Linked DNA regions of Homo sapiens: all the other regions are linked to region 3. The links are chromatin loops, found by intact Hi-C in ENCODE. Cell type or tissue: chondrocyte. All regions are shown on one strand.

Evidence for each region. Peaks named below come from ENCODE experiments on the same cell type or tissue, not always from the same donor. Only the 100,000 strongest peaks of a DNase experiment are listed, where the experiment ranks them.
Region 1: it touches region 3 in a loop (2.6-fold over the local background); 4 of 110 quality-filtered maps call a loop at or near these places.
Region 2: it touches region 3 in a loop (5-fold over the local background); 14 of 110 quality-filtered maps call a loop at or near these places.
Region 4: it touches region 3 in a loop (5-fold over the local background); 13 of 110 quality-filtered maps call a loop at or near these places.
Region 5: a loop joins it to region 3, with 7 times the contacts of the local background. A loop is called at or near these places in 7 of 110 quality-filtered maps.
Region 6: a loop joins it to region 3, with 4 times the contacts of the local background. A loop is called at or near these places in 9 of 110 quality-filtered maps.

What each region holds. Positions count from the first base shown.
Region 1 is chr1:172,275,391-172,279,390 of GRCh38, reverse strand. All of the region lies in intron 15 of DNM3 (dynamin 3), which reads right to left. Among named protein-coding and RNA genes, the nearest start is that of DNM3OS, 130 kb to the right of the region's middle. RefSeq lists an enhancer at 390-1,044. In chondrocyte, no CTCF peak of the experiment used is centred here; no DNase peak of the experiment used is centred here.
Region 2 is chr1:172,357,477-172,361,476 of GRCh38, reverse strand. All of the region lies in intron 17 of DNM3 (dynamin 3), which reads right to left. Among named protein-coding and RNA genes, the nearest start is that of C1orf105, 61 kb to the left of the region's middle. RefSeq lists enhancers at 477-1,103, 2,584-2,663. In chondrocyte, no CTCF peak of the experiment used is centred here; no DNase peak of the experiment used is centred here.
Region 3 is chr1:172,141,362-172,145,361 of GRCh38, reverse strand. The region is part of intron 14 of DNM3 (dynamin 3); the gene reads right to left. DNM3OS (DNM3 opposite strand/antisense RNA) reads left to right here and starts at 527. Exons shown (of 4, transcript NR_103486.1): 1 at 527-708; 2 at 925-997; 3 at 3,149-3,226. MIR199A2 (microRNA 199a-2) reads left to right here and starts at 718; the gene lies at 718-827. In chondrocyte, a CTCF peak has its summit at 1,651; a DNase peak (open chromatin) is centred at 611.
Region 4 is chr1:172,341,587-172,345,586 of GRCh38, reverse strand. The region is part of intron 17 of DNM3 (dynamin 3); the gene reads right to left. Among named protein-coding and RNA genes, the nearest start is that of C1orf105, 77 kb to the left of the region's middle. RefSeq lists an enhancer at 2,814-2,923. In chondrocyte, no CTCF peak of the experiment used is centred here; no DNase peak of the experiment used is centred here.
Region 5 is chr1:172,321,035-172,325,034 of GRCh38, reverse strand. DNM3 (dynamin 3) reads right to left here. Exons shown (of 21, transcript NM_015569.5): 17 at 1,695-1,706. Among named protein-coding and RNA genes, the nearest start is that of C1orf105, 98 kb to the left of the region's middle. In chondrocyte, CTCF peaks have their summits at 2,267 and 2,468; no DNase peak of the experiment used is centred here.
Region 6 is chr1:172,000,953-172,004,952 of GRCh38, reverse strand. All of the region lies in intron 4 of DNM3 (dynamin 3), which reads right to left. Among named protein-coding and RNA genes, the nearest start is that of MIR3120, 140 kb to the left of the region's middle. In chondrocyte, CTCF peaks have their summits at 1,798 and 2,008 (motif pointing left); no DNase peak of the experiment used is centred here.

The DNA of each region.
Region 1 (4,000 bases), 130 kb before region 3:
TGCATTTGCTAATTAATTTGTGCCAATTTGGGAATTATTCAAGTGCAAACACCCATACACTAGTATTCTGTGCAAATGTATAGACATAAGAGACCCTTTTTGGGGTACAATAGTCCACTATCCAAATCTACTCAATTAAATAGTTTTCTAAAGTTTGTGTATTTCAAATGAATATGCTTTTACTATAAGAATCTGTGTATTAAAAGGAACTGAAAAATGCTTCCAATTATTTTTCAATCCAACATAAATTAATTATTCTCAAGCTTTCTCACAAAATAATTGCTCCCTCCAAAGGTGGCAAAGCATCAATCGTTTCCTCAACACACACACTCAATCATTTCCTACAATAAAGGGAGAAAAATGACATACAGTCTGGCAAGATTATGCTTATGAAACCAGTTTGCTAGTGAAAATAAGCAAAGTGAATTTCAGCAACAGAAAACTGGCCTAACTCCTCTGGGTTAAGCATGGGGAGACTGATCTTGTGTCCCGGGAAAAGTCGCAGTGATAATAGAAACTACCAGAGAAAGAACATTTTAACCTCCAAATTAAGTCAATCACTGTGGTCTGCTGGGGTTCTTCTCTAGTCAGCATGTGCTGGGGTTTGTTATGGAAATGCCACAGAACTTTAGAGGCAGTGAAGTAAATGGTACAATGAGACACTGGCTGAGTTTGTATACTTATGCAACAAGTCACATGCTGATATTCCTGATTTTTAACTGAAGGCAGGACACAGCAGGGATGTTTATGAGCTAAAGGGCTAGTGAATCACACACTTGCCTTCTCCCCAGTGGCATGGCAAAAAATGTATAGTGAGTGCTTCCCTGAAGGTGACTACATTTGTTACAATTCAAACTTGTCCAACCTGTGGCCCACGGCTGCATGAGGCCCAGGATGGCTTTGGATGTGGTCCAACATGAATTCGTAAACTTTCTTAAAACATTGTGAGGTTTTCTTGCAATTTTTTTTAGCTCATCAGCTATTGTTAGTTTTAGTGTATTTTATGTGTGGCCCAAGACAATTCTTCTTCCAATGTGGCCAGGGAAACCAAAAGATTGGGCACCCCTGCATTACATATTGTGAAACACTAATGGCCCTTTGAAGGGGCTATAAATGATGAGTTGTGACAGCATTAGTAAAGTAAGAAAATACTTGAAATATTGACTTTGGGCAGAAAAAAAACCATAGCTATTTATACACCTAAGGAAAATAGACTGGCGCATTCTTCATAAGTGCTTTGTCATTTTGATTCTCTTGTACCTTGAACAGAATACAAAAAAAGTAGAATTATGGGTCAAACCAAGTGTTCACTTCAACTGTATTTATATAACAGAAAACATCAGGAAAGGCAGAGAGGTTTTCCTTGCAATGAATCTCTGAGCTGAGAGATGCTTTCAGAGATGCTTTCCTTTAGGAACAGACTAATTTTTTATGCAGTCATAATTTTATATAAATTGTTTGGGAAGTATCTGTACCACCTCTCAGGGCTAATGTAATCTATTAGGAATATAATTGACAGAACTTCAGTGCAGCCTATATTTTTTTATTCAAGGCTTCTTATTCTAGTAGTTTTCAATTTGGGGGAAAATCACAGTCACATAATTCAATGACATTAACACTTGAAAACACATCTCATCTTTTCATAATGAAGAATCCTAATGCTTTCGCTATTTTCATAAAAGATAATTCTCTTACCTCATCAATTATTTTAATTATTATTTACAGAATCTTTTCTGGTTATATTACACCTTTTTTTGCAATTGACTGGCAACTTTTTAATATATAATGTGTTAGGTTATAAAACACCATAATTTTGTACATCAGTAGTGTGTTTTCTATTCTTGATGATGTCTACTTGACCACATCAACACATTGCATAGATACTTTCAGAACTAGTCTACAGAGACTCCTACACTCACTGCCTTTGATCAGACTCCAAGAATCTATGACTACAGTTTGGACCATTTTCCTCTAAATTTACATGACACCTCAGGTTTTTCCACATTTCAATTAGTCTGCCATTTTCCTGCTCACTACTAAAACGCTGTGAAATCCTCTAAAGATTGTCTTTTCACTACCCAAGTGAGCCTGATCTGCAAAATATGAGTTTTTGCAAAGTATTTCTGATTACTTATACAAACGTTAAGGCTGGTTAGAGTCCTAGAAATCTAGAAAATTAGGATCATGAGAAATCTCATTTGTTATACTATATCATTAACAGAAATATCCATCTCTTTCCAATACACTACTAGAGTCATGAATGCAGAGGACAAGGACCATTTTTGTACCCATTAGCTCCTACCTCAGAGCCTAATACATAACAGATGCTCAATAAAGCACTTATAGGTTGAATAATTTCTACCCTTAATCTTTCTCAGAGACAGTTTTCTAGCCACATATTTTTTTAAAGAAAACATAATGAACTTTTTTTGAATTCCACCATGATTCAGATTTTTGTCAATGGCTATTTGAAAGCTTAAATATGTACTTATTCATTCATTATTGTCACAAATACTTAACTTTCCAAACAACTCATAGAGTTGTAAGGCATGCTTTCCTCTCAAAGGAACTATCTTGCCTTTTGTCTAACTTATAATTCTCATACTCTTTATTGTAATTGACATCAGCTTATCGAATATGGAAGTGAGGTTCCCCATTTAGGATTCTGGGGATACTCTAACTCATAAGAAGAATCTCAGAAGCAGGTTGAAGGTATCAATAATAAACAGTGGTATCACACTCAAGACTGGTTTATAATTAACAAGAACACTCACTCAATAAGGCCAGCTGGAACATAGTCCTATACACACACACACACACACACACACACACATTAAGATTTTTTTTCTGTGATTATTACAAGCTAATTTGTGTTACAGGATTTAAAAGAATTATAACACAATTTACACATAAATCTTCCTAAACATAATTTAAAATCTAATCCTTAATAATGCATTTCAAACTTCTTCCTGTTTAGAGAATATTAGCAAAATAAGTTATCGGAAAAAGTTATGAGGAAATGGTAGTGCAGAAAATAGTCAAGTGAGTATATACTATAGGGGTCACCTAAGCCAAATTCCCCCATCAGGCAGGACTCTCTTCTATGACATCATTCACAGGTAGGATTTACCATTTGTTTCTTTTTGCCCAGACAGTCCCAGTTTATTGCCAAGTGCTGTCCCACACTAATTATTAATACTGTCCCCTTTTACTCTCAAGAGTGATGATAAATTAGGACACCCTACCAATAAGTTGTTATCTAGCTTCTGCTAAAGTGCTCTGGAAATGGGGGGAGGCTTGCTAACTCACAAGTTGCCCATTCTATTTTTAAAAAGCTATACTAAAAATATATACTATATATGTAATACATAAAATCTTAAGAGTATTAAAAACCTCTTCCTGATGATATGCTGATATCTTTTTCTGAGCCACTTTTACACATTACTAATTCAGTCCTCTGGAAAGACAACGCAGAATGCGAGTCCTTCAGTTCCATAAGGCAACTTTCATGCCTTCCTTAATTTTTGACAAGTTAAACATAAAACACTTCAGTAAGGAAATACTCTTCAAGGAGAAATTTCAAGGCAATAAAAATTATCTTTTAATAATAGATGATGTTACGGAACTATATTTCAGATGTTTTCATGGGAGCCAGGTTCTCCAAAGGAGTAGCAGCACCTGACAGTGTGCTTTCTCAGAACTTCTGGCTTGAGTACACTATGTGTGTTTCCATGGGCTGGAAACAAATATTTGTTTTCCAAGAGTGTCAGACCAGTTGAGCCATGTGAAAGAAAAAATTAATAATCATCTCTGGTGGGGAGAGGCAACAGAAGTTAGCAGGTAAGGTGGTTTTGAAAAGAGCAAGAAGGTTGAAATGTCAACAACTGTATCTTTCTCAAGTTTTTTTTTCTTCATTTATGATTCAGGTATTTGAAAGAAGGCACTATAAAGAAGCAGACATGCAGCATGCCAAAAAATCCAAATATTTTCCAGATTGTAG
Region 2 (4,000 bases), 220 kb before region 3:
TTGAAGGTTCTACTGAGGATAGAGTACAGGATGAAATAAAAATGCTATTTATGGTCTCAGGCCTGAAAATTCCCAGGAAAAAGAAGTGTCTGACTTAGCGTAAAAGAAAGTATCTATGTTTTAACATTCAAATGTGATCTCAGCTAGTTTCTACTAGACAGACATCACCATTCCCTGACCGTCATAATTGGCACTAAGGTAGGCAAATGGTTGAACGGGAAAGGAGAAGTTACGAAGCTTTCTTCTAGTCTCTACTTTAAAAAGAAAGTTGCCCCTCCCACATAAGCCTTACTGGTTCTTTCTGAGACCCAGTGAAACGAGAACAAGTGCAGAAGGGACACAGGATGCTCAGGAAATCCCATAGTGGGCCAGACCCAAGGTCAGCCACCCCAATAAGTCTCAAGAGTCATCCTGTGCGGGAGCTCAAAGCTGTTCTCTGACTTCTGTTGTAAAAGTCAGGTATAGCCCCAGTTTTCTTAGTAGCCATTTGTGGCTCTCATTCATAAATCTGGCTAAAAGATTTCTGAATTCATTTACATTTCCTGCCAGTCCCACCTTTTGGGACTAATGAGTTCCACAAGTTTATAACCTGCTATGTGAAGTAGATTTCCTTTCATTTGCCCTAAACTTACTGCACTCTGTTTTAAAGAGTGCCTTCCTTGTCCTAAGAAGAAAATGTAAACAGAATTATAAGATGAGGACAGATTGGCTAAAGTAAGCAGGGCAGAAAAAGAGCAAAGGTGTTACAAGCAACCGCAGACTACCTTAAATCCATAGTGTAGTTTTAAAAGGCAAACATGGCTGGAATGCATGATCCAGAGGGGAGCTGGGTGTGTTACACAACAATAGCTCCATTGTTCTTAGCACTTGTTAGACCCTTGCAGGGGCTCTGCATTTTGCCTGAGGCTCTACTGCTCAAATGAAAGGGAGAGCTTGAATATTTAGCAGATATTAAGAAAACGGATTAAAATACTGGAAGTAAAAGTAAACAAATTTGGATGTCTCAGGGTATACAAGAGAAAGTTATTCTATATAAAAATAGTAGGATACTATCTATAAAGTGAAAAATAGTTGTTTTACATTTGAATTAAAGCACAAAGAGGAGTCAAAATGCATCAGATGATGATTTAGCTTTGCTATAAGAAGGAACTTCCTGACACCTATTATTATATGTAAGACCAAGTGGAGATAGAAAACTTTGCATTTTATTTTGTTTTGAATGTTCATAATTCCAAATTGATTTGGGGTTCATCTTACCTTTGTACATCCCTCAGTGGATTATAAAGATAGCTAAATGAGTTATTTACCCAGAGGGATATGGTAATATTGAATTAGGCATCTTACAAAATAAATTTGTGATGAAAATACTAATATGTACACTTTTAAAAATTATAAGGAAACAACTAATTTTTTTAAAAAAATCAATTTTAGTGTGCTAAAGTAGACTAAATAGTAGACTAAACTATCTGTTGCATTTTTTTCCTCCAAGGTCATAGTATACAGTTGATTATAGGAAAGTCTTGTGTTTTAATGGAAAATAGGGCAAAGGTTATGTGCAACAGGAATCCAGTCATGTGGAGCTTGCAGAACGCAGGTTAGGCTCATAAAACTGCTCATTAAAATGCTGTGTTCTGAAGCAAAAGCAAATAAATGAGCTCAGGGAAAAGAGCCGCAGAAAATTGTCTAGAAATATTTCCATGAAAGACTGTGAAAATAGTCCTTCCCAGTCATAAGAAACGTGCAGATATTGCTTATACAAATAGCCCACACTTAAAAGACTTTTAAATACCTTCCCTGAAATGCTGGTTTTGACCTTCTGCCAAGAGCTACTTAAGGTTTTTTTTTTTTTATTTTTCTGAATAGACTGTATGATGAGTAAAAAATAAAAAGGCATATACACCAGAAGCTTTTAAAACAACATGAGAAGAACAGTTTGGTTATTACTCCCTACTCCAAATTGTAGTTTAAACTTAGCAAGTTCACAAGTTCTACAATGGTTTTAAATGCCAATCTCAAATTAAAGAAATTAAGACAAAAAAAATCTTCAAGATTTATAGGGCTCCCTGATTCTCTACATTTTACTATCTTACAGTAGAGAAAACATAGATTGAGGAATCTAAAAAAAAAGTAATAGTTATGGCTTGCTGGCAAAATAATGAACAGCAAGAAGATTTCTAAGAAGACAGCCCCAAAGCAATTCAGACAGACCATGCTTACACAACGGCTGGCTGGTCTATGCGGCCTCAAGCCAAAAACAACAGCCAGCAGCTCCCATCACTTAGAAAGGAAACTGCACTACTTGATGCTGATTAAATGTGTGTGTGTGTGTGTGTGTGTGTGTGTGTGTGTGTTTTGTGGGAGTTGTTCAGATGCCCATCTGATTTTCAGTATAAATTCAGTGATGCCCCAGGCCCCGTCTGAGCCACCAGAGGGGCAACCAGGTGAAATCTCACCATGCTAAGTGATTAACCAGAGTGAAGCCAGCTCACAGAAAACAGACTGCTCCAGAAAGAAGCACAAGTAATGAGTCATGTGGTCTGAAATCATACCGACTACTCTGTCTGTGGCTTTTTTTTCCTTGCACCATTTCCACAGTGTGTTAGAATCAGGAAGGGAGACCCGGAAAGGAGTCAAATATGAGCATGGAAATTTTATGTGCTTTTTATTATCTTAAGTAAAAAGAATTACCAGTGGCAACATTCCCTTTATACTTCTACAACTTATTTTATCTCAAGAAAAGCAGTCTGGAGCTGGCTTGTGAGAAGCAATGAATCAAACTGAGAGAGACTCCTTCTAAAAGCCAGGCTGGATCACAGCAGGCTTCTGGCCAACATTTACTCTGCTGTTTCAGTCAGGTTTCACTGCTGTTGTTGCTGTTTCATTCTGGTGGGGGAGGGAGCTGACTGAGAGTCTTGTAGAGATTTGGCTAAAATAAAAATAGAGCTATTTTACAAAGCTAAACCAACTCACATCCTGTGAGATAGCCTAGATGTTTGATAAACCACATCTTGGCAACAACAGCTCATCTCTGAGTTAGCTGTAAAAAGGGATTTTCCTAATTCATCCAGCTCTAAACAAAATAACCCGCTCTTCTTTCTTCCCACTGGTGTTTGACATACCTTATTCAGGAATAATTATTTCTTTTACTTTAGTAGATTTTAAAAGCTAGCATTGTTCTTTCCATAGTGGTCATTTACATTTTTACCTACGCACACACACATATACACACGCGCACATTCTTGCACAAGTTAGCAAGATTTAAAGCCTCTCATTTTTTATTCTTGAAGTCCCGAAAGGGAAACTGCTATTCATGTGCCAAAGAACACAGCCATTCATTATTATTTTTTCTTTATTTCTCTCTGTATACCCTCCCAATAGGATTAAAAGCGGTCTGGGATGTAGGGTATGAAGGCAGAAGAAGGAGAGGAGTGGGAGGTAGGAAAAGATGGCATTTTAATAGCCTCTACCACACTGATTCAGCACAGTAGGAACCTTGTGCTTCAGACTCAAACTGTTTCCTTCCTGTTCAGCATTGCACTTGGCCCACTTTTCCTGAAGCCATGCATTGATGTCTGTGGACAGAACTGGAGGTAACATATAAATGGCCTTTCTTAGAATATGGGAGGATGGAGAGGTCTAAGGAAGCTATCATTAACACTATCTTTGATTTGTAAAATAATTTTCATCTTGAAATAATTTGTCTTATTAAAAGGTTGAAAATTAATACAAAGAATTCCTGTACATCCTTCACCCAGATTCTTCGAATGTTAGTATCTTACAAAACTACACAACAATGATCAAGATAAGGAAATTGACATTGTAATACTATGACCCAGGATCTAATCCTCAATCATGTATTACATTTAGTTATGCCTCTTTAGTCTCCTTTAATTTGGAGCAATACCTCAGTCTTTTTTCATCTTTTATGACCCTAATAATTTTGTACAGTATTGACCAGTTATTTTGTACAGTGTCCTTCAATTTGATGTTTCCTCGTTAT
Region 3 (4,000 bases):
AGAGGGGAAGAGGGGGAGAGAGAGAGAGAGAGAGAGACAGACAGACAGACAGACAGACAGAAACTTATCTGCCCTTTTTGACGAGTGAAATACCAGAAAATAAAGTGCCACAGGAAAGCTCAAAAAGGTTTCCAAATGAGCTCTGCCTTCCAGTGTTCAACTTTCTGTTTACTATTTCATCTACCCTCTATCTTCAAATTACTTCTCTAGCCTGGGTCAGACAGTAAATTTGTACTTCTACACTAACTCACTTTCAGTTGGCCACAGCCGAACTGTACATCTTGACTCTTTTTTTTTTACAGCTTTTCCATACTGGGGCCCACTTCCTGCCCAGTTGAGGAAAAAAATCTGGCCTGAAGATGAAATGACTGCTTAACGTTACACTAAAACATCTGGTACCATTTTATGCACAGACCCATGTCTGAGAGCAGGCGATTCTAGCGGTCTCTCCAGCGGCACAGCGCATACCCAAACCTCCCCAGGGTGACATCATCCCATATATGGACTCTCCAGCCCAGCCCTCCCCCTTTTCCTGGTCCTAAATTCATTGCCAGTTCCCCAGTCTGCAGCAAATGTGCCACGTCAAGACTGGAAATCACAGCCCTTGAGTGTGTCTCAGTCAGCGCAGCAGAATTCAGGGGGGAAAGCTGAATGCAACCCCTGGTGCAGGAAGGGAGGCTTTTCCTGAGGACCGGGAGAGGATTTTAAGTACATAGAAGGAAGCTTCTGGAGATCCTGCTCCGTCGCCCCAGTGTTCAGACTACCTGTTCAGGACAATGCCGTTGTACAGTAGTCTGCACATTGGTTAGACTGGGCAAGGGAGAGCAACGCCATGGACCGCTGGGGACAAAATGGGCTGTTTCCAAGGAGAAGACATTTGTTTGCTCCTTTTTTGAATCTCATATCCAGTGTTTTTCTTCACAGGTTTTGCACACTAGGGACCAAGAAGCCCTCGGGGACACTGCTGAGAAAAGACTGCCGAAGGGAAGACCAGCGGGTAAGGCCTTCTTGACTGCTCACCTGGTCTGTGACCAAGGGAACCTAGGTGGGGAGCCCATGATTTGTGTTAACATGCAAGGGAAACAGAGGTACATGTGTGATGGGTAGAGATGTATTTAATTTTAAAAGAGCAAAAGTGTGTGGTATATAGCGATTTACTGTTTTTTTTTTTTTTATTTCTGAAGATTGATAATTCAAGTGTTTTCTTAAAGGTTTTCCCACTTCAAAATGAAATATGAAAAAACTCATTCCAGACACTTAAGAATAGTTTAATGAGGCTACTTTTGAATTGTTTAATAATAATTCAAAGATTTAAAAACTTATATGGATGAAGGCTGTATGTATAACTTTTAACATCCCAGGACTGAAGTCATTTTTCCCCAAAGTAAAGAATACTTGCTGGTTTTTAAATGCTATATGGATAGTGCTTTTCTGAAGATTTCCTTCTGTAATATAAACAACAGGAATAATAGTACCTAACAATAAAAGAAGAACCTGCCAAGTCTTGCCTACCAGACAATGCAGATGGGATTTGCCCAGAGAAGAGCACCGACCCACAACTTATTGAGTCAGCAACTGAGTAAATCAGGGAATAAAAACCTCTATCTTTAGATACCCCTGTAAATATCTGTTTTACATTTTTTTTAAATCAAAGAGTGGTTAATAATTGCTGCTCAGCTGAGCCCTCTTGCCTATAGCTTACAATGCTTCCACTTCTCTGAGCATTTAAAATAAGGCACTTTGTCTAGAAACCCACTGATAAAAAAGGAATTTGTAAACGAAGGCAGAAGTTTTCTTTGGTCAGTTTCCAGCTGTCCTGGAGGTGAAAGAGGGTGGGAGAGGGGGAGGAAGGTGGGAGGGAAGAAAACCCTCAAGCTGAATGAAATCCTAATAGAGAAAATAATAGAGCAAGTCTGGATTGCAATGTGATCTGTGCTGAACTTTAGAGGTCGGCCCCTTAAAGAAAGTTCTGGAAAAATGTTATTGCCTCATCCCTAATTTTCTTAACCCCCATTAATTTCTATTCCGAAACAATTCTATATAATGAAAACATCTCTTCTACAGGGTTTGTGAAAAATAAACATAATCTCTTTTGTCCTCCTTTAAAGTTACAGTGGTTCCTGAACAAATTCTTTTCTAAGTTATACATTTTGCAACAATTCAAAAATTGACTCAAGTTCTCTTTAGCAAAATATTTTATTATAAAAGATTCCCTAAGTTTTCTTTTGTCAAAACAACTTACTTTAAAAATTACCCTTCTGATCACCCCAAAATGTGTATAAAGAAAACATTAAGTATTCTCATATATTCATGATTATTAGTTAAAATATAAACAGCAAGGAGAAATTTAGCTACTTTCACTTAGATGATATAGTAAAGTTATCCTTTCATTTTCTATTGTGACTTGGAGAGTTCCATATTAATTATTTTTAGTAGAACAAATGAGATGTTAAAAATCTATATAGTTTCTTTTACATAAGAAAACTAAAAAAAGTAACTTAGAGGAGCTCATTTTTTCAAGAAATATATTTTTTCTAATTGATACAATTACTGAAGAGGAAAAATAGCTAACAAGGTACTTTGGTAATGTTTTTCTCAAATTTTCTGGGTTTTTTTTTTTTTTTTACTCTAGAAATGATTACATTTCAAAATTTGCTTTCATTTAATGTATATTTAATTTCAATTTCTTTCTTCATGTTAAACGGTCTTTTTGTTTCAAAGAAATGAATCCCTATGGGTCCCTCACCTATTTTCTCCCTCAGGATGACTTTTAGTCTGGAGATAGAAGGGACATAAGGGTGCCTCTGGCATAAGTACAGGAGTAGAAATATAAGAATTACTTTGTAAAAGGATAACCAAGGAGTTCCTGCACATGCTTGATGTGGCTCTAGCGACTTATTTTCGAGGCAAAGTTTTAACAAATGAAAACGAATAGTACTTATTTTTCAATTATATGGGCTAAATTAAAGATCAAAGGTAAAAGCTCATTTTATAAAGCTCTGCTGAATGAAGGCAGGATTGTAGTTTATGCGCTGGTACACACGCCCACATTTATATACATTATAGCCATATCTATATCCAGGTAAATTAGAAAAATGTTTAATTTTATTTTCATATTACTTTATAAGGAGATATACAAATATTTTAGGGATCATGGAATCTATTCCAGAGGAAACTAACCAACAGTGAGCATCTTCAACTAAAACTACCCCTGGATGTAATAAGTGTAAGTATTAAAATTAAACATTATATGTGGTCATGAAGAGAAAATTGTTTCAGGGTCTGTCCAAACTACACTTCATAGAAATTTCATAATTATTTTTCATTTTAGCATGTGAATGATTGATAAATTGGACTAGGTACTGGGTTAAAAGGACTTTTCCACCATCTAAGAGAAAGGAAGTTCAGAGCCTTAGCTTCAACACCACAATTTCTTAACTGGAAAAGGATCAATCTAAAACGGTGGACTTAAATTTTCAAACTCATTTTTCTTTTAGGCCACAGATCTCAAAATCAAAGAAAGACTGTTTACTATAGGACAAAGTTTCACACTGATCACTTTCCTGTAGTTAGTCAATAGGCTTAATATCCTTCCTGCTTGGCATTCGGGCTTTCGGCCCAGATAATATGTTTATGTTTGTAAAAGACCAAAATATACTATCTACCCCCACCTCTCGCCTACAGACCACCCATGTATTTCACTCTGTGGGAAACAGTTTAGGCATAAAAATCCTAACGAAAGAATTCTCCCCACTTTTTTGGTTGAAGTCTTAAGCTGTTATAAGATATAAAAAGTACAACTTGGTAATGTGAAAAAATTCACTCATCCACAAGCATCCATGCTCGGTAAAGAGACGCCAAAGCTTTCACTTACTCTGTAAGGGATCTGCTCTTTATAAACAATGCACTTTACTCTGCTCTAAGGAGAATAGCCCACCCATCACAATAACGTCAAAATAATAACTAAGAGACCATCACTCAGAAATCCTGGCTTAAAATA
Region 4 (4,000 bases), 200 kb before region 3:
TGTGTGCATATGTGTATGTATGTATATGTATGTGTGATTTAGATTATCTGCTCTTTAAAATTATGCAGAATTTTTGACTTCACATCAATAAAAAGAATGAGAACTACTTTCCATTTTGATGTGCTTGACTTTGGAGCCAAATTAATAAGGAGAGAAGGGAGTAGTTCACTTAGGAAGCCCTTCATTCTCACTTGGCTGAGAACTGTTTTGTCTTCCAACATTATTGTCTCTAATATAATCAGTTTCCCTTTCTGAAGAAACCTCAAATAAGAAAGCAAGACACAGCTGAGAAAATATGTTTTGAGAACTAAATATTTTTAACTGTGATGAAACTAAAGCTTTTTGTTTAATTCCTTTCTATGAAATGAGAAACAGAAACTCTCAACTAACTGTTAGGGTTTCAGGCTAATGCCTCTGAACTTTCGAGAAAGACAATTCTTATTCCCTCTATGATTATAATTATGTTTTCTTTTCCAAGCTATATTTTAAAAGAATGCCAGTTTAGAGAAAAACTCTAGGCACATCTGATGTGGACATGAGACCCTACATATTAATGATCAACAGATAGAATAAAACTTTTATAAGGCTATAAAATATGAAGTATTCTGAAAGCTTTTGGTACTAGTATGCTTAATGGAATACAATTAATAGAATGCTTCTTTAGAAAAACACATTTTGTGATTTTTTTTGTGAGCACATGTACACATATACATGTATGTTGGTAATGGAATATAGAATTCTGATGGCTATTTTTCTTCAAAATTCAAATCAACCATTAATATTTTGAAGTGATTCCTCGTCTATTTCGAGTTTGAGCTGAGTCTCATCATAAAACACTGTGAGAAAGGAAACAAACTGCATAGATTCCATTTGGCAAATCAGAGGCCTGTAGATCTGACTGTGGTTCAGCCGCTGGCGCCATCAGTTCGGCTCCAAATCAAAAGCTGTGGAAGGAGGTAATTAGCAGGGACTCTAGACCACTCAGTTGGCAACAGCAGGCTTCTTATAGCCACTGGGAAAGTGGGTGGGAAGGGGTTCAGAAATATTCTGTAAAACAACATTTCTCCTTCAGAATAGAAGATTGCAATTATAGGGCCATTTTCGTGGGGAAAAAGCCAACTTTAACGCTTGTTTTAACACATTTGTGAAGGTGTCAATATTTAAAGAGAAAGTTCAGCCACTACCAAGGGAAATAATTACAGCCTCTAGTTCAATAAGAAGACGAGAATAGAAGACAATACCTTCTAACCCACTCACAACAGTAAAAGGGTAACATAACCTGGGCAGAGCAACCACTCACAATTCTTGGCAAAATATGGTTGCAATTCCTCATCCCATTAATTCCAGCAGAAATTAAACCAATGAGAGGCATTTTTTGCCAACGCAATGAAAATATAATTATGTAAGTCACTTTCAGAGGATGAAGTCCTCTGAATCTTGCCTGGCCGGGCTGTTGATTTTTCAAACTTGAGTGCTCAATGGAAAGAAATTGGCTACATTCGAGCTGCTCAATTTGGCTGTAGACGTGATCATTTACAGATGAAGGCAAAGCAGCCCTGAAGTGAACAGAAGATGAGAAGACTGCGTTCCAAATTGACCAGCTGAAGGAAAGTTTATATTTTAAAAAAACAATTACTTGGTCAGTGACTCATGGGGAAAGAATTCTTAAGCTTTCTTCAGGGAAACCCCAGTAAATAACATGTAAAAATAAAATGGAGATGGTGTTATCTGTTTGGTTGAGCCGTTCAGTTCACATAATAAACCTTTTGGCAAAAAAAAGGACCATTCTGAACACGATTATTCTCTCCGGGAAATCCCCAAACAGTAAGAACTACTGTGGCTTCCTTAAAATTTTACAGAATATTTTGTATCTCAGACTTGCATGTGAAATAAAAACTTGGAAGAAATATGGGAAAAAATCTGCTTTTTGTTATAGGGTTGAGGATTTTTCAGCTGGCTGCTTCTATGATTCACACTGCACTCGACTCCTCTGAAACTCAAAACCACATATCATAAAAAGCAACATGGGCTCGAGTTAGTCTTCCTGCTTTGTCCCTAGGAGAACTGACTGCTCTAAGTATGCCCCACAAGACACACAAGAGAAATGAATGAAAAGTTATCGGCCTGCATCAATTTACTGGAATATGGTGTAAATCATATACTTTAAAGGACAGCTGGAATTTTACTTTTTTTTTTTAAAGTGGATTTCACTGACATAATCTATAACAGTTTCAGTTCCTCTCTTTTTAATTAGTAAAAGCTTTTGGAATTTTGTTGTTTTTAGTCTCTAAGAACATCGCAAGAAAAAAAGGTTGAGAAAATATGTTATAAATGATTAAAGAAAGCCCTGCTTGCTGGTGCTAGGAATAGTTAAAGCTTCTCTATTCCCCAACCCCCTGCCCAGAATGCTTTGTTAAAGCCACACGGTGTCTAATCAGCATGTCTTTAGATTATTTTATGTTAATTGAAATTATGGTTAGTCTTAGAGGTTAATGTATACATGCACATGTGGCTTCAAAGCCTTCCCAAATTACTGGCTTAGCTCCTTCGCCTTAGGGAGGCCTGATCTGTGATAAAACTGACCGCATTAAACCAAGTTTATTGCTATGGAGTTTAACATAATGGAGAAAATATATTTTGCAGGTTTCTTTAAGAATTCCCCATTCTAAAACGCTCTCTTAGGATCCCTCAAAAAAGGTAAGAAAAAAAGAGGAAATGTAAAAGGGAAGGACAAAGAAACTGACTCATATCAGAAACAATAGCTTTACAGATTACTAAGAAGCAATGGAGAAGGCAAAGAACAAGACTGTCATAGATTGTGACTTCTACAACATGTTTACTTTTTTTTCCCTTTAACTTTTATTTTAGGTTCAGGGGTACACATGCAAGTTTGTTACATAGGTAAGCTCATGTCATGGGGGTTTGGTGTACCAACAATAGGTATTTTTCTGATCCTTTCTCTCCTCCCACTCTCCACCCTCAAATAGGCCCCAGTGTCTGTTGTTTCTCTCCTTGGGTCACTTGTTCTCATTATTTGACTCTCACTTATAAATGAAAACATGTAATATTTGGTTTTCTGTTCCTGTGTTCATTTGCTAACGATAATGGTCTCTAGCTTCATCCATGTTGCTGCAAAGGACATAATCTTGTTCTTTTTAATGGCCGCAGAGTATTTTATGGTGTATATATACTACATTTTCTTTATCTAGTCTACCACTGATGAGCATTTAGGTTAATTCCATATCTTTGCTATCATGAATAGTGCTGCAAGGAACATATGCATGCATGTGTCCTTATGGTAGAACAATTTATATTCCTTTGGGCCTGTAACCAATAATGGAATTGCTGGGTCAAATTGTAATTCTGTTTTTATTCTTTGAGGAAACGCCACACTGCTTTCCACAATGGTTGAACTAATTTACATTCCCACCATCAGTGTATGAACATTCCCTTTTCTCTGCAACCTCGCCACCATCTGCTATTTTTTTATTTTTTTAATAGTAGCCATACTGACTGGTATGAGATGCTATCTCATTTTGGTTTTGATTTGAATTTCTCTTCTCTAATGATTAGTGATGTTGAACATTTTTTCATATGCTTATTGGCTGGATGTATCTTCTTTTGAGAAGTGTCTGTGTGTGTCCTTTGTGTACTTTTTAATGGGATTGTTTGGTTTTTGCTTGTAAATTTGTTTAAGAAGTTCCTTATAGACACTGGTTTGGTTTTATTGCAATTGCTTTTGGCGTCTTCGTCAGGAAATATTTGCAAATTCCTATGTCCAGAATGGTATCGCCTAAGTTATCTTCCAGGGTTTTTATACTTATAGATTTTACATTTAGGTCTTTAATCCATCTTGAGTTAATTTTCGTTTATGGTGAAAGAAGGGGCCCAATTTCAATCTTCTGCATATAGCTAGCCAGTTATCCTAGGTCCAGTTAGGGAATAGGGAGTCCTTTCCCCAATGCTTTTATCAGCTTTGTTGAAAATTAGATGGCTGAAG
Region 5 (4,000 bases), 180 kb before region 3:
GGAGTGAATTTTACAAATGTTCTTAACTCATCGGTGAATCCACTAGTGAAAGAGACAAATCCTAAATGCTTCTTGAGTGGTCTGAGAGTTAGCACCTCCCCCAAAATGTCAGCAGCTGGCTCCCTGGTCTTCAGCATGCACAGGCTCCCTGTTAGCACACTCACAATTAGTCCAGGGTACTTTTTAAAGTTTTGTTTTGTTTTGTTTTGCTTGCAAATAAGAAATGCAGTACAAGAAATTTCATACAGAGACTCAGTGCAATGCAAGTGACCAGGATTCGACATACGTACTATTCAATAATTGAAGTATATTTTATGGTATAAGAACTAAAAATATTGGTTTTTATATTTTTTCCAAATGTCTTTTCAAAGAGTGGTGGAATTAGTTATAAATATTAGCCATTACTTTGTGGAAGAAATCTTTAATCAATTTCAAAAGTTACCTGCTGTTTTTAAAAATCATACTATAAGTCGACTGAGTTCACCTCTTTACTCCTTCACAAATGCCTGTCTTGTGCTTTTCTGGTAATACTTTATTATATATTATTACTTGGGTTATAAGCAGTTATATCAAGATATAAATTTATAAAGTGACACATTTTCAATACCAACCATGTATGTCAACTTATTCCATAATAGCACATTCCATCAGATTAAACTGCAAAAGATTTCCCACATTTGTTTTACATTCTATATGTATGGCTTATGAACAGAAATTTTGACGAATTCCAGCTGGTTTGAATATGCCGGCCAACTCTTATATAACAGATTCTTTTCAATTCTTATTGTATTCAATGAGGCCCGTTTTAAGTGGGCCACCTGGTAGGGTGAAGCACTAATGTATCTCCATAGAAAAAATAAGAAAACAAATCGCCCAACTAAACGTAAGACCATCTTCTCAAACTACATTACTATTACATTTCTAATATAAGTGAGAAATAGTTCTAATCTTTTGGAAAAGTTGAATTAAAATTTAAACAAACTAGCAACCCCATGAACTATTAAATTGCTCATTGATCTATTATAACAACAACATTAAAATAATTTCCACCATTCCTGTGTGTTGCCTGGTTTCACAAAGCTATCATACACATTTTGGCCACCCCCTGCATTCCCCACACCCTTCTGCTTCCATCCAGCTGGAAGACATCAAGGGCACAGAAGCCAAGTGAAATGTTGACCCCACCCTCCTCCATCCATTTTAAGGCACCTTCAAAGCCAGAACACTGATCTAGTTCAGTTTCGTCAACAAAGCCAGCCATACTGCTATTTAAGACTCCAGTTTGGGGTTTTTGTAACTGCACATTAACATAAGAGGTTTGATTTTTAGTCAAAAACTTCAGCTGCACTGAATTCCATCCTATTGCTGTACCCCTTCTGCAGAAGGGTCCTCATTATTAAATCTTCAAAATCTTTTCTTTTAGTGTGGGAGCTCTTTCCTTATAATGTCAACCTCTCTGAACTAGCCATTAGACCCTGAAGGATAGAATGTTTCCCTTCCCAAAAGTCAAAACGGAACAGCCATTATGGTAGTGCAAATGCACATTTTCCCCCAAATTTGCACACCCCATATAATTCGTGCACTGTAACAGATGACAGTCATTCCAGCATGCACAGGAACACTCTTGTCAAGACATGCAGGAGCGGAGCAGGGGCTGGGGGGACAGAAGAGCTGCAAGAGGACAAATAACTTACTTTGTTGTTCCCCTATGCATGTAGCCGCAAGGAAAAGAAAGAGAAATATGTTAAACAGAAATTTATTTTAAAATTATGAGGGTTTTTTCTTCTACTTTCTCTGGATATTAAAAAAAATAAAATGAGGTTTTTCTTGCTAGAGTGAAATCAAAACAAATGATTTAACTATTCACTGACATCTCATACATACACATACAGCATCCAGAGCTCATGGACAAGTCAAAGAATCCACATAGGTTACATGAAATCATACATTTATAACAGCAGAAACTTAGAACAGTTGCCCCCTTTCTTTCTATTTGGAATACCTGGGGTATGGGAACGTGGCCAGAAAGAATTGGTTTGAATCAGTAATAAGTGAACTGTTAGCGTGAAAGGCAGAGCATTTTGTGTGCCGGCTTGCCCTTTCCTGACAGCTCCTCCTCCAACATGCCAAGCAGTGGAAAATTTCATCAGCCAGTGCATTTTTAAACAAACACTGCATCCTTGGTTTCAAAGAAGGTGGAAAAAAAAAAAAAGAAGGAAAAGAGAGCAGAGGAAAGGAGTGGGTGGTTCTAGGGAGACAGGGTAAGCAGACCAAGTTACGACCTCCATCTGGACCATTCCTTTATTTTGTAAATTATGAGTTTTGCCTTAGGTTGGCATGGGAAGCAAGGACTGTATAGTGGGGATGCTGCCAAAACAAACATGAGTCCACACTCAAGAAATGGGTCTGGAAAGGTTAGTCACAAAAATGTAGTCATTTCTAAAAGCGACACTCTGGGTAAAGACACAGAACCGCCAGCAGCAGGCGGCAGGGCAAATGGCTCTCCTGTTTCAACCCTGAGCTGCAAGAGTATGATTTATATCAAACAATTTAACTCACATATGGCCTAAAAAAATAAGACGGTGATTCATTACTCCCGGGGCAGCCCAAGTCCTCACAAGGTCAGATCCTGTGGGGGAGACGTGATGGGATATGGGCCGGGAACAGATCTGAACTCTTCTCACAAGGGGCCCAGAAGGAATTTCTCGCTGAGACACAGGGTGGAAGAGAGCTGTGAGTAAAGTGTGTGCATCTGTGGAGACCTAGAACAGGGCGGAGTCACAGGTCTGGCTGTAGATTTGGCATTTAGTTTTAAGTTGAGGATGTGAAGGGGGAAATAATATATACAGATATTTTCTGGAGAGCGGAAAGGTAATGATCCCAGGAGAGTGTGTTTTCTGGAAAACAATGCCAATTCGTGACTCTAGGGAAATGCCTAATCCAGGGACCATCATATTTAATAAAGAAAACATAAATTTAAAGACACTGATAAAATAGTGAAGAGAAGTTTCTTGGCATTGTGAGTTGCCGTGATATAACCGTTAACACCCTGGCTTATCTGAGACATAAATAATGGCATAAGAACGAATGAAGGGAAAAAAAGAGTCCTTTTTAAAAATGATGCCAACTGTTCAATAAGGCAATAAAGATCCCCACTGGGAATTTTACCGGGAATAAAAGTCTTATTTTAGAGAATAATGGGACCCTGGTTCTCCCAAGTAGTGCAATATTGCTGAAAATACTTCAAACAGATGGAGTTTATTGCATTCCACAGCAGTGCAGCTTTTGATCTACCAAATAAGTTTCAGGAGTTCAACCAAGTATTTTTGCACATTAGGGAATGACTGGCTTCCCCACTCGATGGCAGATGGTTCTGTTTGTAGTGGCAACAATGATGTCACAGGGTAGGAGGCCTTAATCCTTAAATACAAGAAACACACAAGCGGAGGACGTGGTGTGGCTTGGCCATTTCTTGTTTCATTCAATCATTTCCCAACTGTCTATTCTGAGAGAGGCGTAACAGTCATGAATGGTGAAATGTAAATGCTTTATAATTCCCTTCACTACTCTGTGTGGCAGCAATTTATGTTTAGATCCCTGAAAGCACTTCATTGAAGAAAAACTAAGACTCTTCAGAATTGGCCATGTAGCTCTTCTAAGTTTTGCTGAAAATGCTAAGAACAAAGTTATGTGTTGGGGGCTAAGTACCAAGCATTTTAAGTCTTGTATTATTAGACTGCTGAAAAAATGCATATGAGGGGTCATCAGCACTTTAATAAATATGTATGCAGGTCTGTGGCTATTCCTCTTCTTCTCCTACAATAACGCAGAGACTTTTTCTCCTGTTATTTGACACAGAGAAAAATTCACTTTCAGAGTTTGTCCAAGAGGAATTTCTGAAGTTTCAAAAGGACTTCATTGTAAAGTGGTTTCAATCTGCAAAGCCGACCTAAAAACATCAGTTATGACTGGGACAGTCCTGAATTCAGAAGGAATAGTG
Region 6 (4,000 bases), 140 kb after region 3:
CAGAACAGCTTGTACTTTCATTCCAACATGCTGCCTGCTTCCTCCTCTTGCTGCCTATTTGCCAATCCTTTTCACTGTGCCATCTGGAACCATCTTTATTGTCACCAAATTACTCCAACACACTCACACTCTTGTCTAAACAATAGCTCTCACTTCCTTGCCTTTATTTAAACTGAGTTCTCTTTTTTATGCCTTTCAGGTAGAGACTGTATATTCTCCCATGCTCCACAGAGCCCAGGGTTAGAGGAAAAGAGTAGAGATTAAAGAATTTTTCTTACTCCTTGGTGCTTCTCCAAACCCAAATCTTCCACCTTCACATTAAAACATTGCTTTGGAACCTGACATCGTCTGGGTAAAGCAGCTTCTATTCCCCCTTGTTGCTGTCTTCTACCAAATGTCTACAACACCCATTTTCAACACAAACACACACACACATTTTTTGAAGGTTTTAGCATCATCATGTTAGTCCTCACTCCCCTTAGTTCCGCCATTATCCAAGCAGCAGCAATGTGCATGAGGACGATGTATCCAGTCCGCTGGCTATTGAGTTCCTTGCCTGCTTCTATTCAATAATTTTTCAACTGCAGGCCATTTTAGCAATTTCCTCCCATGACCACATCCTGGACATTTATAACCTGGACTTGTTCCAGCTGTAAATCATAAACTCTAATATACATCTCTTTAACCACAAACTCCTATTCTCCCATTTTTCTTTCTTCTCTTTATAGGAACACATTGCTATTCTTCAATCTTGTCCAGAAGCCCATCCCTGAAACCATTTCATCTTCCTCAAAACATACAGATTCTTTTTTATTTCACTTTCTTCCAAGTATTTCACAGTCTGTCTTTCCAATTATTATTTTGCCAATATCCTCAACTCTTTTGCCCACTTTTATCTTCCATTCAACCCTCCCTGCAAAATCCTGATCTAAAAGCAACCCAAGTATTTGCCTCTTCAACCTCCCAGCTGCTGAGTGGTTTTGGGAATTACACAACCACTAAGCTTGGTGCAGATGCACTATGGCCTCAATAGAGTCCCCCAGTGCTGCCCACTTTCTCCTTCCATATTTCTCCACAGCAGCTGGTCAAAATACATTTCTCCCCAAATGTCTTACACAACCCCCTTCTCTCTTATCATCCTTACCTCACCCCCACCCCAGTTCTTCCTCAGCTGATAGCCTTGCTCCCCACTTACAGTGAAAAAATCTATGTCAATAGGCAATAAATTATTCAAATACCTCTCCAGATATCTACATATAGGCCTCATGTACACTTCCTTACTTCACTCTTATCTCAATGGAAAAAAATAGTTTTTCTTGTATTCAAGGTACCTGGCAGCCACTCAAGAAATGTTGGAGAGCAAGAAGGGGAGGGGGAAGAAATAGAGGAAAAAGAGGAAGGGGAGGGGGCAGGAGAGGAGGGAGGGGAAGATCCTAAAACTCAGCAATGAAAAATGGAGTTCTTACAGAACTTTAGAAGAATTTCGCTTTTTTTCATTGTCATATTTTATTTACACTGCCAACAAAATAACTGTATGAATCTAGTTTAATTATATATTCTGGGGATGGCTTGTAGAATATGTTTTTATAACAACTTTTAAAAGAGCTATTACATTAATGGAAATGTTAGAAACTCATGGTCACATCAGAATCCAGGAGTAAGATGTAATTGCATAGGAAACTATTAATTGTGTTTTAATGTCTTTGAAATAAGAAAGACATAAGAGCACAATTATTCTGTAACACTAAAGTCATCATTATTAAACACTTTTACCTTGAATAGCAATGCAACATCCATATATTAATATAAAGAGAATTTCTGAAAAAAATGAAGATTCATGTTACTAATTGGCAATTAAATTCAGAAAAAGAGAGAATATATTTATTATCTTCTTACTTTTTTAAGTCTTTTTCATGAACAGTGTTTCTTTTCTACATTAAATTTCTACATTCAAACTCCACAAAGAGCATCAGGGAAATTTTTAACTTCTTCAAGCAGCGTCTTTACAGTGACCCCCAGTGGCAAAAAAGGAATGAACGCATTAGAAATCCACGTTGAGGCCTTTTACATTGATGATAATAACAAGCTCTATTTTAACAGCACATTCACTTTATCATTGTGCCTTCACATTTTTCTTTTGTTCTTACTTTTTAAAAATCCAAATTTTACACTCACACATTCACATTCAAGTCCTAAAAATATTCTTCCTTTTTTTCACAGTAAATTTTATAATCATATCATTTTCCCAATTAAATCAGCATATCAAAGAATATATACTTTCATAAAAAGCTTTTTTAAGCCTATAAAGCTAATGTGTTTGTTGTCATATTTTCAAATCTAAATAAGACTCAATTTACTTTTTTAAAGCTTAAAATGAAAGTGTTCCTCTATACTTGGGCAAGCCCATTTCTCAACATGCAGATAAATGATCTACTCTTTGCAAACAAGCTGAATTATAACATGACTTAGCGTTTGTCTTGTTCAAGCCCAATGCATAGTAAATTCTCAATTTAAAAGAACAATGAATTGGATAGAACTTGTAAAACAAATTTTTCAAAGACTCCAAACCCTTCAGGTTTAGTCTTTGTTTCTATTTTATAATTGAGTTTATGGGTCTCAACCATATTATAAAAAGCTCAAAAACATATTCCTGAAGAAGTCAAAACATGGCTTCTATAAGCTACATATGAAGTCATTTTTTAATCTGATTTTTTCATACATATTAACTGATTCAATAAATATCAAGTAGCATTTGGGCGCTCAATGCAATTAATTAGCATCTATTACATTTGTTAAATTGGTCAAATAAGCAAAGAATTTTAAGGTAAAATGGAAATCTAATTGGGGTGAAGAACAGGTGCAGAGACAGATATAGTACCTGGAAAATAGGTTTCCTCCATGAATTGTTTTTATTTTTGCAGTTTATAAACATATTCTTTATATTCTGAGTGTTGACAATGCCTGGATGTTTGAAGCTTCTGCTCAACTAAGCAGCACCTCCACCATCTCTATGACCAGACAGCAGATTGGATATCTGCTAAATGTTGCCAAAGGTCAATGAATATCAGTTTACATCACCCATGGATTTTTAACATTTTCCAGATTTAAGAGGGAGATATCAAAAAGCAAACGCTGAAGGAGGTATGTAGGGACACACCCCCATAAGATGAATTTAAAAGTCTGCCACCAGCTGAGTAGTTAATTCTGGCCCAATTCACGAATTTCATCTCAAGAGAAGATGGTGCCCTCTTTCCCAGCCAGAGGTCTCACATTCCTCTTGGGATGGTTTTATACTCTAGGAAGACCTCTGGTCATGCTAGATTTAGAAATGAAATTCATTTGCTGTGAAATAAATCACCGTGAAAGGGATTTCCAGACACATTTGCCTCCCTAGCGAGGCCTTTGAACAGCCCTCTATTGTAGATGACAAACTGGATGGGTAATGCTAAAATACTGCTGTGCTCAGAAGATAAAAGGCACAGTTATAGTCTTCATGGGTAATGAACTCATGATCAAGTAATCAATCAACACCACCACTAACTCCTCTGCTTTCCATACAGGAAATGTGAATGTCTCTCAAGGGTGAACGGTTCAGCCAGGGTATAGCAATATCTATAAAACAAGCAGATGTCAGTGACACTGCTAGGCACCTTGAGCAGCAGTGTAAACATAATGTCTTTATTATACAATCATTAGAACTTACCAGGATAGGCAGATATTCAGCCATCATAAATAAACTCAATACGATCAAAAGCTATCTCCCCACTAATCAATTTATCAACTAACTTCATCTGTCTCCATGTCCTCTTCCTTTCCTATGATTAAAATGGAAAAATAATCCAATTCTCTTCAATCTATGGCCAGGACTCTCACAGGTGCCCTGTATCCCATCCTCATTCTCCTAAATCAAGGACATTTCTCACTCATTTTTCCTGCCTTTATCCCATTCTCCTGCATTTATCTCATCTCTATCCTCCATCACCAATTTAATTTCTCTTCT